2 separate regions of the Homo sapiens genome follow, and region 2 is linked to region 1. Evidence: chromatin loops called from intact Hi-C (ENCODE). Cell type or tissue: adrenal gland. All regions are shown on one strand.

What was found. A loop is a pair of places that touch in the nucleus more often than their neighbours do. Peaks named below come from ENCODE experiments on the same cell type or tissue, not always from the same donor. Only the 100,000 strongest peaks of a DNase experiment are listed, where the experiment ranks them.
Region 2: it touches region 1 in a loop (5-fold over the local background); 39 of 110 quality-filtered maps call a loop at or near these places.

Annotation. Positions count from the first base shown.
Region 1 is chr7:98,020,732-98,023,231 of GRCh38, reverse strand. No RefSeq gene overlaps it. Among named protein-coding and RNA genes, the nearest start is that of OCM2, 32 kb to the right of the region's middle. RefSeq lists an enhancer at 1-443. In adrenal gland, CTCF peaks have their summits at 1,321 and 1,522 (motif pointing left); a DNase peak (open chromatin) is centred at 1,501.
Region 2 is chr7:98,240,574-98,243,073 of GRCh38, reverse strand. TECPR1 (tectonin beta-propeller repeat containing 1) reads left to right here. Exons shown (of 26, transcript NM_015395.3): 7 at 1,830-2,004; 8 at 2,123-2,223. Among named protein-coding and RNA genes, the nearest start is that of TECPR1, 10 kb to the left of the region's middle. RefSeq lists an enhancer at 1,406-2,308. In adrenal gland, a CTCF peak has its summit at 1,528 (motif pointing right); no DNase peak of the experiment used is centred here.

The DNA.
Region 1 (2,500 bases):
GATCACCCAGGCAGCTTAAAACTCAGGTTATCCCTGTGATCAGTGCTGCAAGGTATTGACCATTAGCATTGACCAGTGTCTTCAAGAAGCTTCCATCAGAGGCTGCAAAATGGTACCCACAGGCCAAGCCCGGCTGTAGATTGCCTTGACTGGCCCATGAAGAGTTTGAAAATAATTGTAACTAACTGCCAATATTCAAACATTTGGAGATTTCCTGTGGAAAAAAAATTCTGCATTTTCCAATTCTCTGGCCACGCGGAGCCCGCATTCGGGCCTAGTAAGTGCCCAGGAGCTGGGCTACAAATGCAGCTACCCCCTTTAGAGTTGGCCTTGGTGTCCACAGGCCTCTCTCCCAGGGGCGGGTCTGCTCAGGCCTGTGGACACCTCTCCAGCCCTGCTGGAAAAGTGCAATTCCTGGAGTGTGTTCTGACCAGGAAGGACTCCTCAGAGCTCCTGAGGAAGGCATGGGCCCCTGGCCTGAGGCTCACTGCAGCTGTCCCAACCCTGTCACCAGCTCTGGGCTGTGGTTTGGTTTGGTTTGGTTTGATTTTAGAGACACAGTTTCACTATGTGATCCAGGCTGGAGTGCAGTGGTGCAATCATAGCTCACTGCAGCCTTGAACTCCTGGCCTCAAGTGATCCTCCCACCTCAGCCTCCTGAGTAGCAGGGACTATAGGTGCCCACCACCACATCTGGTTCATTTCTAAATTTTTTTGTAGAGATGTTGCCCAGGCTAGTCTTGAACTCCTGACCTCGAGCAATCCTCCTGCCTCAGCCTCCCAAAGTGCTGCAATTATAGGCTTGCATCACCCCACCTGGCTGATTTTTATTTGCCTATTTATTTATTTATTTATTTTTGAGACAAGGGTCTTATTCTGTCACCCAGGCTGGAGTGCAGTGGCACAGTCATAGCTCACTGCAGCCTCAAACTCCTGGCCTCAAACGACCCTCCCACCTCAGTCTCCTGAGTAGCTGTTCATGCTCAACACCTGGCTCATTTTTAAGTTATTTGTAGAGATGGGATCTTGCCATTTTTCCCAGAGTGGTCTTGAACTCCTCCTGGCCTCCAACGATCCTCCTGCCTTGGCCTCCTAAAGTGTTGGGATTACAGGGGTGAGCTGTTGCACCAGACCCCAGTGTTTGTCTCTGAGGGACTTCCCCACACATGACCTCACCTGACCTTCAGAGAAACCATCCAGAGGGAAAAGGGACAAGGTCATTACCTGCGCAGGGAGAGCCCTTGGGCCGGGTAAATGGCGCAAGGTATGGGCTGAAGCTTCCCTTGGGGAGGGAAGGGACATAGGTCATGGGACAAGGTGATGTGGCCTGGACACGGTGGGGCACTTTCTCATCCTGGGTGAAAGTAAGGACGTAGGAAGGATGGGAGCATGGAGTAATAGCAGAGTGGGTGACATGAGAAAGTGGAGGCCCGGCCTGAAAACGGAGGGGGACAATGGTGGGAGGTGATGGGCGGTGGAGATGCCAGCCCGGCCCAGCCGAGACTCAGAGCTGTGGCAGCGGCGCCCCCTGGTGGCCGTGATGGTGCCTGCTTCCCCTTCCCTGGAGATTTGATGGCAACATCACGGGAGAAATGATTCAAAGCTGAGCAGGTGCCAGGCACCGTTCAATGTACACGATACATGGGTGTTTCTCTTTTAAATTTTTTATTTAAAAGATTATTTTAAAAAATTTTAACGGGCAATTTTCCTTGGGTCTTGAAGTCATCATTTCTTTTTCTTTTTTTTTTCTGAGAGTCTCATTCTTTTGCCCAGGATAGAAAGCAGGGGCACAATCACAGCTCACTGCAGCCTCGACCTCCCACCTCCCAGGCTCAAGCAATCCTCCCACCTCAGCCTCCCGAGTAGATTGGACTACAGGTGCACACCACCACGCCCACCCAATTTATATATATTTTTTGTAGTGAGGAGATCTCACTGTGTTGCCCTGGCTGGTCTTGAACTCCTGTGCTCAAGTGATCCTCCCACCTCGGCCTCCCAAAGTGCTGGGATTACAGATGTGAGCCACCACGCCCAGCCTGCGTGGGTGTTTCTACAAAATCTTAAGTATCTCTCACAGCAACCCTGTGATTGCCACTATTATCACTATCCCTTTTCACAGCTGAGGAGACCCAGGTTCTGAGAACTGAGGACCGTGATATATCCTATGCAGTGCTATACTGGGATTTGAGAAACCCAGGCCCACCCAACCCACTTCAAAAACAAAGGTAGGCCAGGCGCAGTGGCTCACGCCTGTAATCCCAGCACTTGGGGAGGCCGAACCAGGTGGATCACTTGAGGTGAGGAGTTCGAGACCAGCCTGGCCAATATGGTGAAACCCTGTCTCTACTAAAAATAGAAAAATGAGCCAAGCATGGTGGTGGGCGCCTGTAGCCCCAGCTACTCGGGAGGCTGAGGCATAAGAATTGTTTGAACCTGGGAGACGGAGGTTGCAGTGAGCTGAGATCGCGCCATTGCATTCCAGCCTGGGTGACAGAGCAAG
Region 2 (2,500 bases), 220 kb before region 1:
GTGGATGGATGGGTGGATGGGTGGGTGTGTGGGCAGAAGGATGGATAGGTGGGTGTGTGGATGGATGGGTGGATGGGTGGGTGGATGGATGGATGGGTGTGGGTGGATGTGTGGATGGATGGGTGGGTGGGTGTGTGGATGGGCGGATGGGTGTGTGGATGGGTGGGTGAGTGGGTGGGTGGGTGTATGGGTAGATGGATAGGTGGGTATATGTGTGGATGAATGGAAGGTATGTGCAGATGGACAGATGGGTGGGTGTGCGGATGGATGGATGGGTGGATGGATGGATGGATGGGTGGGTGGGTGGATGGGTGGGTGGGTGTGTAGATGGATGGATGGGTGTGTGCATGGATGGATGGCTGTGTGGGTGGGTGGGTGAGTGGGTGAGTGGGTGTATGGATAGATGGATAGGTGGGTATATGTGTGGATGAATGGAAGGTATGTGCAGATGGACAGATGGGTGGGTGTGCGGATGGATGGATAGATGGGTGGATGGATGGGTGGGTGGGTGTGTGGATGGATGGATGGGTGTGTAGGTGGGTGGGTGAGTGGGTGAGTGGGTGTATGGATAGATGGATAGGTGGTTATATGTGTGGATGGATGGAAGGTGTGTGCAGGTGGACAGATGTGTGGATGGATGGATGGATGGGTGGGTGGGTAGGTGGGTAGTGGATCTGTGGCTGTTTAGAGAGAGGCAATCCTGTCTCAAGGAGTTTGTGAACTAAGCAGAGGAATCGAAGCAGCCCCTGAGGGCAGCAGAGGCCCCGAGGGTCCTGAACTCAGGGCGCTGACACTCGAGTCATGGCTTTCTGTTGCACAGCAGGATTCTTCAGTCGCTCTCACCACGCATTGACCACAGCTCCCCAGTGGGCTTAGCAGTTATTCAGAAGTTGCCAGTTTTGTCGCAGCCCCCCTCTGCGGCCACGTTGGCCTGGGAACAGGCGAACACAGTTGCTTCCTCAGCCCTGCTGAAGGGCGGTGGCGAGGGGCCGGGCAGAGTGAGGGAGCTGCCCCAGGACTGAGCCCCCATCGGGGGGCCATGGCCATCTGGATGCAAAGAGAGAGAGGGGAGAACAGGGGCTGCAGAGCAGCGTTTGTGTCCTGGAATGTCGGCCGTGAGCTGGTGCTGCCTGCACCACACCTGTGGTCCATGAGAGGTGGCACCAGGACCTGGGCTTCTGTAGAAGCTGGGGAGACAGATGGGCCACCTGCTAGCCGAAGGGAGGCTCCTAGGCCTGGTCCTGCAGGGCCTGCTGTAGGGGGATGGTGGCAGGATTGGGAGGCTGGGTCCCCTGTCTGAAGACAGCCCTATGGGGAGGGTCCCTTGCCCTTTCTGGATCACGAAGTGACATGTAGTCTCCCCCAGCTAAAATGAGCCAAACAGTTCAGACGCTCTGAGCACGTTGCTCCCAGTCTTAACCATTCAGTGAAGGAAAAAAGAACTGACGTCTTAGATAGTTTATGAATGGGAGTTGGAGCCTCCCCTGGAGCCGGGTGTCCTGAGAGCACATCGCCACAAGGGGGCATGGGACACACGGGCTGGCCAGAGTGGCCGGAGACCCACATGCCTGAGACTGGAATCAGGTGGTGGGTGGGTGTCCATGAGTGGGCTGGGTTGGGGGCATCACCCCAAACAGATGAATGGAACAAGTGTATCCCTCAGGACCACCGGAATCCAGGGTTTGCGTTTTTTGGCCGGGGTAGGGGGCAGGGAGTGAGATCTGGACGGTCAGGGGACATGGGTCCTACCCCCTACCACACCGAGACCCCCGTGCTTGGCTGGTGTGAATGAGTTGATGCAGGTGCTGTGTCCCTGTCTTGCCTCCCAGGTGTGGTACAGAGAGGACGTCAGCCACTCCAACCCCGAAGGGTCCTCCTGGTCCCTGCTGGACACCCCCGGGGAGGTGGTTCAGATCAGCTGTGGGCCCCACGACCTCCTGTGGGCCACACTCTGGGAGGGACAGGCCCTGGTCCGGGAAGGAATCAACAGGAGCAATCCCAAAGGTGGGCAGCCCGGCTCCCCCACCCACATACCCTGTACTGGGGAGAAGGGTGAGGGTCACTCGCTCCCCAGCTGTCCAGGCTGATGGGGGCCACTGGGGGTTTCTTGGGGGCCCGGTAGGAAGTTCCTGGTCCATCGTGGAGCCTCCTGGATCTGAAAACGGGGTCATGCACATCTCGGTGGGAGTCAGCGTGGTCTGGGCTGTCACCAAGGACTGGAAGGTAAGATGGGGATGAGGCTGGGGGATCACTTGAGCCCAGGAGTTGGAGACTGCAGTGAGCTGTGATCACACCACTGGACTCCAGCCTGGGTGACAGAGCGAGACCCTGTCTCAAATTAAAAAAAAAGAAAAACCCAGGCCGGGTGCAGTGGCTCACGTCTGTAATCCCAGCACATCGGGAGGCCTAGGTGGGCAGATTGCCTGAGGTCAGGAGTTCAAGACCAGCCTGGCCAACATGGTGAAACCTTGTTTCTACTAAAAATACAAAAAATTAGCTG